Regions from separate parts of the Homo sapiens genome. Here region 2 is linked to region 1. Evidence: chromatin contacts called from ENCODE Hi-C or POLR2A ChIA-PET data. All regions are on one chromosome and are shown on one strand. Each heading gives the region's core, a stretch centred on a gene start or an enhancer-like site at or near the end of the contact. The rest is flanking DNA. Distances are from core to core; before and after follow the strand shown. Region 1 overlaps LOC105373714 (a long non-coding RNA gene). Region 2 has its middle 21 kb from the start of ITGB6.

What was found. A loop is a pair of places that touch in the nucleus more often than their neighbours do. ChIA-PET counts read pairs that join two places held with the same protein, here RNA polymerase II (POLR2A). Pooled maps may share reads with other maps.
Region 2: a loop to region 1 is called in a pooled map, with 3 times the contacts of the local background. The contact joins two enhancer-like sites. A Hi-C loop is called at or near these places in 1 of 37 single-sample maps with no recorded cell type and 2 of 50 pooled maps. POLR2A ChIA-PET finds 5 or more read pairs at or near these places in 1 of 52 experiments (CD4-positive, alpha-beta T cell).

Annotation. Positions count from the first base shown.
Region 1 is chr2:157,896,042-157,900,370 of GRCh38, reverse strand. All of the region lies in intron 1 of LOC105373714 (a long non-coding RNA gene), which reads right to left. Among named protein-coding and RNA genes, the nearest start is that of ACVR1, 22 kb to the right of the region's middle. Within about 2 kb of position 1,655, at least 6 of the 41 ENCODE cell types and tissues checked have a DNase peak (open chromatin) inside an H3K27ac peak, as active enhancers do.
Region 2 is chr2:160,219,150-160,223,504 of GRCh38, reverse strand. No RefSeq gene overlaps it. Among named protein-coding and RNA genes, the nearest start is that of ITGB6, 21 kb to the right of the region's middle. Within about 2 kb of position 1,629, at least 20 of the 41 ENCODE cell types and tissues checked have a DNase peak (open chromatin) inside an H3K27ac peak, as active enhancers do.

The DNA.
Region 1 (4,329 bases), core at 406-2,905:
ACCTACATTCCAGTTCTTGGAGTCTGGGAAACACATGGATTTTCTTATGATAGTCTCTTTTCTCCTTAGGCTATTTTGAGTTGGGCTACTGTTAATTGCAGAGAAAAGATCCTAAGAGGTTTTTTGTTGTTGTTGTTTTAATTATAGTTATGAATTCTGAGTAAACCACACCTTACTTCCTGTAACTATTATATGCACCCATGAAAGGTAAACACTTTAAAAAAAAAATAGGGCCGGGTGCAGTGGCTCATGCCTGTAATTTCAGCACTTTGGGAGGCCGAGGTGGGCAGATCACGAGGTCAAGAGATCGAGACCATCCTGGCCAAAATGGTGAAACCCTGTCTCTACTAAAAATACAAAAATTAGCTGGGCATTGTGGCATGTGCCTGTAGTCCCAGCTACTTGGGAGGCTGAGGTAGGAGAATTGCTTGAACCTGGGAGGTGGAGGTTGCAGTGAGCCGGGATTGCGCATCTGTACTCCAGCCTGGTAACACAGAGAGGTTCTGTCTCAAAAAAAAGAAAGAAAGAAAAAAAAAAGAAATGCTGAGGGACAAATATAACCCGAAACATAACCATAAAACCTTTGGAAACTTAAACGAGAAACAAACTCTGAGTACACTTGTCTCAAGTCTACCTTTAAGCCATCCTCTACAGCCCTTGCACTCCAGTCCTCTTCTTTTGTCCATGCAAACATGGTGACCAATGAGATTCTTCACTGTTTACAATGGTGTGCTCCACTATCATCCCCTGGTTTTTCCATGTGGCAAACTCCGTAACTGGAAACCCTTTCTATTCTAGCTGTTTAGTACATAACTCCTAAAGTTCTCTCTTCTCGTCAGCTTTAAATGACTTCATGGTTGGTTTTGCTTTTATTTTTCTCTGAGGTTTCAATGTACAATTCCAGGAACTAGCTATCTCTATCAACCTGAAACTGTGCCTGGGTTCTACGTTGATAATTTTTTACTAAGCCACAGGGACCATCTGGTCTAAGGTCATGACTCTGTTTGCCATTTGTGCAGCTGCCTGCACATCTGTAGGTTCCGATGCATTCTTTTATTATTGTCTGCTTTCTATTGCATGTTGTCAAAGGCCTGGGGACTGCATCTGTTTGAATTTTGTCTGTAGGGCTCCGAACATAGAGCAGTGTGTGGTTGGGAACACAGAAAACATTACTTTCAGCAAACTGGATTCATAAAGAGTCATGATGAATGGAAATGATGAGGGAGATTTGAGCCCAGGAATAGGGACTGGGTTTCCTATTTACCTCCTCACTAACAATGATGCTTTTAAATGTTCTCGCTCTGAACAACTTTATCAATGCTTTGAGCTGAGACCCACTCACATAATGATTATTTCCTTGTAAGTACTTATTATTTAGTTGAGTTAGCTCTTTCAATATGAAGTTTTTATACTGGTTTTTAGAATTGTTCACCATACATTCTCTTTAACATGTATTCTCTTAGTCTCTCTTTCTGTCTCTGTCTCTCTCTACACACACACACACACACACACACAAACACACACACACGTTCATTTGAACTCAGGTTTTAATGCTGGGTCTATACTTGGCCAACATCTTCAAGGTCACTAATGTTACTTCTTGCCTCTGCTGTGTGGGAGCCAGAGTGTGAGTCATCAGGGTGAATAATGCCTCTGTGATACTACCAGATTGTGTTTGTCTCCACTTCAAAGCTCTTAGTTTTAACAGAATAGTATTTCTCCATCCCGCCCACCCAAACAGCAGTCTAGATGGCTGAGAGGCAACAGTTATATGAACAGTAGTATCATTTCCATAGGATGGGCTACTCCCCACCCGACCCATATTCCTCAAAAAACCTGCAGGACCCTTTATAGAAGTTCTCAGGCAACATTCTAGTCAGGTTTTGTTGACTAGAGATTACAGCTCATCACCTCTTTTTTTTTTCTTCTTTCCTTCCTCCTTCCTTCCTTCCTTCCTCTCTCTCCCCCTTCCCTTCCTCTCTCCTTTCCCTTCCCTTTCCCTTTCCATTTTTGAGAGGGAGTCTCACTCTGTCACCCAGGCTGGAGTGCAGTGGCGCAATCTTGGCTCACCGTAACCTCCGCCTCCCGGGTTCAAGCGATTCTCCTGCCTCAGCCTCCCGAGTAGCTGGGATTACTGGCGCTACCACCACACCCGACTAATTTTTTTGTATTTTGAGTACAGATGGGGTTTCACCATGTTACCCAGGATGGTCTCAATCTCCTGACCTCATGATCCACCAGCCTCGGCCTCCTAAAGTGCTGGGATTACAGACATGAGCCACTGTGCCTGGCCTCCTTCCTTCCTTTTCTTTCCATTCTTTTTTTGCCTCACATAGGTCTATAAATCTGCCATTTCTGATCCATCTTCAGTGATCTTTTTTTTTTCATAGTTCACTGCAACCTCGAACTCCTGGGTCCAAGCAATCCTCCCATCTCAGCCTCCCAAGTAGCTTGAACTACAAGTGTGCACCACGGCACCTGTTTTTCAGTTACTGCTCTTCCCTTTAATCTTTCACTTTCTTTTTCATTCACCAAAGACTTTATGACTGAGTTTGTCAAAAAAAAAAAAAAAAAAAAAGAGAAGCAGTGAAAGGAAGAACAGAAGAAAGGAAGCAAGCAAGCAAGCAAGCAAGCAAGCAAGCAAGCAAGCAAGCAAGCAAGCCAGACAGACAGAAAGAGAAAGACCAGACATGGTGGCTCATGCCTGCAAGCCCAGCACTTTGAGAGGCTGAGGCAGGCAGATTGGTTGAGTCCAGGAGCTCAAGACCAGCCTGGGCAATGTGGTGAAACCCCGTCTCTACAAAAAATACAAAAATCAGTTGGGCATGGTGCACATGTAGTCCCAGCTACTCAGAAGGCTGAGGTGGGAGGATTGCTTGAGCCCGGGAGGTTGAGGCTGCAGTGGGCTATGATCATACCACTGCACTCTAGCCTAGGCAACAGAGCAAGACCTTCTCTCAAAAACAAAAACAAACCAAAAAAAGTCTTTAAACCCAAGAATCAACTCCCACTTCCACAGCCTCCTTGTGGCTCCTCTCACAGGAACACTTTATTTTAAAAGTCATGTGACTCTGGTGAGACTACAGTGCAGAGTGGCCATGATGGAAAGAATAATGGTGGAACTGCTACCATTGAGCACCTAATCACAGTGCCAGCTGGTTTACACACCTATTTCAGTAACTCCCCAAAACTGAAGTAAGCCTTATTATCTTTTTTACCCATGAGTAGAGTGAGGTTCAGAGATACTCAATAACTTGCCCAAGATCATAGCCATTAAGCAGAAAGGAGGAAAATAACCAACTCTGTACGGTGACGAGATTCATGCTTTTTTTGGTCAGGGGAGGGGGGCTCAGTTGCTTGGTGAGAGAGGAGATATTAACCTGTCTAGACTTCCTAGTTTTTCTATGTCCTGCCTTTCTTGCTGCGAATTTATGGGATAACTTGAGAATATAATTTTCTCTGATCATTCCTATGTCACTTCCCAAAGCATTTCTCATTGTCGTCAATGGTATCTGGGTATATTTCCCCATACTCATGAATAACATACCTTAGAAATTTTGCCAGTCCTCATTCGTGTCCTACACGTGTTAATCAAATGTCTTCTAGGCCTAGGGTAATGGTGTATAATCTATCATCCAAACTGGGACACTTTTGAGATGAAAAAGAGTGCTATTAATAATTATGCTGGGCACACTGGGATGTATGGCCACCCATTTAGAACAAACTATAGTCAAGCTAATGTCTCCTATGGACAAGGAGGGTATGAGTAGAATAGTCCAGCCTTAACTAGACAGAGAACAGAGGTTGTGGGGGAGAGAAGCTAAATCTACCAAATTCCAACCGTTTTGTCTCACTAGCAGTTGTTGTATTTCTGGGCCTGAGTGTGTGTGGTGAAAGAAGGAAGGTAGCTGAAAACCTCTCAGAATTAGAATTATCACTATCTCCATTCCTTAAGAAAGTGGTGCTCAAACTTCAGTGTGCTTAAGAATTACCAGTTGTTTTTAAATAAAATGCAGATCCCTGAACTATATGCCTTAGAGATGCTGAAAATACAGTCTGAGATGGGCCCTGGAAACTGCATTTTAACATCCTCCTGTAAAGATTTTGATCTAGGTAATTTATAAATTACCCTGGGAAGAAAAACAGTATTTCCTTGATAGAAAAATTCCTGCATAATCACTCTACAAAGACAGGCACAATTTCAGAGGAAGTCCTTGCGGGACTCAATAACACAACTGTTTACAACACTGATATTTGTTCAAAGATACTGTCTATATGACCTGAATCACTACTTGAATCAAATAATTTAAACCACATTAACCTTACAAT
Region 2 (4,355 bases), core at 380-2,879, 2.3 Mb before region 1:
AATAGCACCGCCATAAAAGACTGCCGTGAACAAACCTGCAATGGCTGCTGATTTAAAAGCCTTTATCTGCACGCATCAAACCACGTTACTCCCTTGCTCAAAACCCTCTCATTTCATCAAGAGGAAAACCTCAGTGCTGTCTGGGACCTTCAAGGTTCTGGTTTCCTACTATTTCGCTGGCCTCCTCTGCATCCCTGTCCCATACTCACTGCCCCACCATCACTGGATGGCCTGCAGTTCTTGACACACAGAACAGCCTGATGTGCAACCACCTGGTTCCTCCTCCTGAAATGCACGCCTACCCCATGTTGGGCTACTTTGTTAGTCACTTTCTATGAGAGGCCCACCCTGACCACACTAGATGACAGAGCAAACTCCACCTTCCCCAACACTCTCTAAATATTTGCTGAATGTAAAGCAGCAGGATCCCAGCTTCCCCCACAGGCCCCCAGCTCTTGCTAGGTGGCTGTCTCCAATGTCCTTGAGGCTCGTAGATATGCCCACAAAAAAACAGGGCGTTACCACAATCTCCAGGTAGCATGTCATTCTGAGTTCCCACGGCTCCGTGTTTCTCACTCATAAGCCATTGCCCATCCTTAGGTAGTGAGGGTTCCTGCCAAGGGTACAGTTCCTGCCTGTCCCCAAGGCCTGCAGTTCTCCAGTGCCACAAAAGTACTGGATGCTGGGCAGAGGAGAGAAGAGCCCCTTTGCCAGCAACCTGCCCCTGGGCCCTGAGGCAGTTCACTACTGAGACTCAATGAAGAGTTTTTTATCTGCTTTGGCCATCGGCCCCATGACCACTAGGCTAGAGAGTGGAAGGTATGCCAGCTTTTCCATCTTCCCTACTTTTCTCCTCGGCAGCTTCTTCCCCAATTCCCCTCTCCAGAAGGGGACAAGAACTTTTATGTATGTATTATGTACAAATACCAACAGATACACAGAAATCAACAGCAAGGGTATGTGGGTGAGGAAGGGGGATGGTCCTAGTAGACTACTAGTGCCCCTTTGGTGCCTTTATGCAAATTAGGCAAAGGCACCCCTTCCTCAAGACACTTTACCTTCATCTCCTAGGAAACTATCGTAATAAGTGGACAAATCTACAATGTCGAATGTCGACAACACAAATTCTGTTTCCCCAAGTGCCCTGCTATGCAAGACATCTGAATTGAGCTGGTACCTTCCTGCCAGTGGCACACTGTAAGCAGTCAGTACACTTTGACTTGTTCAATTTATAAAGATTTTCAACATCAGGAGCACGGAGAACAATCCGGCCCTTCTCACAATTCTGAGTTGTTTGTAGATAACTGATTCTCCAGCCTCTCTCTCTAAATCTATGAAGTCAGGCACAAGGGCACTGTGAGTGTCATGAGGGTCCTGCCTGCCTCCCAGGCCACCCTCAACCACCTTCCAGGTGTCAGCTGGATCATCCCTGGCCCAGAGCCAGGGGGAGTAGGCAGGAGGATCATGAGGTGAGGGCAGGCCAGGTTAGGCCTGGTGCTGACTGAGCCTGGCTTTTTCCTCCACCAGGCTCTGCTGAGGAGTGTGCAGGGAAGGGTTAGGTCACGCTGCCTGGAATCCTGGGAGGGAGCCGGGCTGAGGCTCACCCTTCACCCACATTCCACCAGGGCAGCCTCACCCACAGCACAGGCCACCACATCAGATCAGCAGGAGACTCCCAGGCCTGGAAATTGGTGGCGGAGGGGAGGGAATGTTTGCATTGTTCTGTTTGTTTGGCTCGAAGAGGAACACTCCAGCTTGGGGCTAAGCAAAAACACATTAAACTGGGATGGCTTTATCCATAGAGGACTAAGATTTAAAGTGTCTGCTTCCTTCCTGAACAGAGAAGCCAAACACCGAGGAGTTCCCAGCAGGCCCCACTGCCTGTCCGCTCCAGCCAGCCTGGTTCCCTCCCCGGGCTGCTCGCTGTCCACACGCTGGTGCCCCACTTTTCTTCCAAAGCTGCCAGGGGAAGCTGAGCAGAGAGAGCTCTCAGTCAAGGGCTGCAAAGGAGGTCCTGGGGTGCCAAGTCCTAAACTCATGACACCATGGATGTGGGCACCAGCAGCAGCCAGCCATCTCTCTGATTCCGACAGGGCTGCAATGATGCCATCTATAGCATGCACCCCCTGGGCCTTCCACCCTGCACTCAGAGGGTGGGGGAAAGAGCAGGGCCTGCTCCAGAGCGGTCGCCCAGTGATGGCAGACACCAGACACAAAAAGTGAGCAAGATCGTGAGACCCCAAAGGAAGCAGGGATGGGAGCAATTACGACCAGGGCTCTGGAGTTAAAAGAAAGATCTGAATTCTGACTGGAATCACTTATTAGCAGTATGACAGTGGGCATAATACTAAGCATTGGCTACATTATTTATACAAGGGAAAAAGTAACATTTACCTCAGAGCACCAGTCAGGGTCGCAGCAGGAGAGAGAAACAGCGCGTTATTTCAACAGAAAGAATTAAACATAAAGAATCACTGAGTGGGTAGAAAGTTGTTAACTAGGCAACTGGAAGGGTAAAACGCTGAATCTGAGATATCACTGAGGTGGGAACTGCAGGAAGTAGCTGCCACCCTGAGGGCTGGAGAACAAAGGCAAGGAAGCTGGAATTACTAAAACTGAGAAACTTAGAGGAGGCTTCCTGCAGGGCTGACACCCAGACCTCTGAGGACGCACATTGCTGGGCTTGTACAGGGTTGCTGAGTGGGCATGATGAGACTGGTTCCGTGACGGTTGAAAAACCAGCAAACTAGATTCCACTATTGCTACTGGAATGAACCCACTGCCAGGGCAAGGAGGCATTGCTGGGGAGACATTGCTAAAACAGGAAACAAACAAGAAGGAACAGGTCCTCCCTCCTCAAGACTCACAGTCCTCTGTTGCCCCTATGTGCAGAGCCTAACATGAAGCAGCTGGCAGCATAAGTATCAGTGTGACTTGCAGAGTCTCAGCTTCCACATCACAAAGCGGAGTATGGAGGGCTGGGTCTTGAGCTCAAAGACATTAACTTAACAAATGAACCATTCTCAGGTGGGATTAAATGTATAGAAAATGCTTAGCACAGCACCAGGTACATAGTAGCATAGTAGATGCTAAATAACTATTATTATTATCATCAGTGTTATTTTGATAGATAAGCGGCCTTGGCTGTTAGATGGAAGATAAGACAGGCTCTGTGATAAGCTATGAGTAGAGACTAATTTCTGGATTTCAGTTCTGGAAGTTTCATTGAGAATATGAGATTCTATGTGTAATATAAAGGGCAAATGTGATATCGAATAGTAGTAAGTCTGTAAGTGAGTCATGCAACTTTGATCTCAGTGATGCCCCTCCCTCTCCATTCCTGTGCCCTGCTCTAGCTCACACATACTTCACCCCTTGCCCAGAGTCATTAATACCCTCTACCCATTTCCAGTCCATCAAAATCCCTGCCCTAGTTCCACATTCACTCCTACTACACAGCTCTCATCTCATTAGACTCCCACCACCTACAGATGAAAAGCCAAATTCTTAGGACTGACATTTCATATGCCCAGCAATCCCATTTGGAAGCCTGGAGATGGTACTTTCCATTGGCTCTAGCCCCCTCCTCCTCATACCAGGATCAAATGAGAGATGAGGAGTGGGAAGAAAGTCAGGGGAGGCCTGACCTCCAAGGGCTCTCCCTTTGGATGTCCTAATATCAGCTCTACCTCAGGCTGTCAACAACAGGATTCATGATCCCTTTGCTTCCCACCCACCTCCAAACCTTTAATAGGACCCTCATCAATGAGGAGGTAATGTTCTAACGCCTTGAACCCAAGAGATGCTGCTCAGCTCTTCCTCATTGCATTAGCGACTTTCTTCTCTCTCTTTTTTTTTCTTTTTAGTGGTGTCTTTTTTTACAGTCATCATCTACATCCATCAGCTAAGGCTAAAATAAGCTGCAGTAACAATTCCAAAATCTCAGTGGGTTATGATGCCAGTGTTTATGTCTTACAAATATGTGTTAGCTGTGGGTCAGCTGCAGCTCTACCCCACACCCTTTCACTTCAGTACCTAAGCTGAAGGAGCAGCTCCTATCAGTGACATTACTAGTTTCGTGGCAGAAGAAAAAGAGAAGATGGTGAGACCTTGAAGTGGCTCTTCAAGCTTCTGCTTGGAGGTAGCATGTATCACATCCACTCATATCTTATTGGCTAAAGAAAGCCACATGACTTCTGAGTTCAAGAGGATGATAGGCACGATACTCTTTATAATAGGGGCATTGCAAGTCACATGGCCAAGCCTGAAATCAGGGAGTATGAATGCATAATAATCTCCTAGAGAGATTAAATTAATATTTATTTTATTTTAAGTTCCAGGATACATGTGCAGAA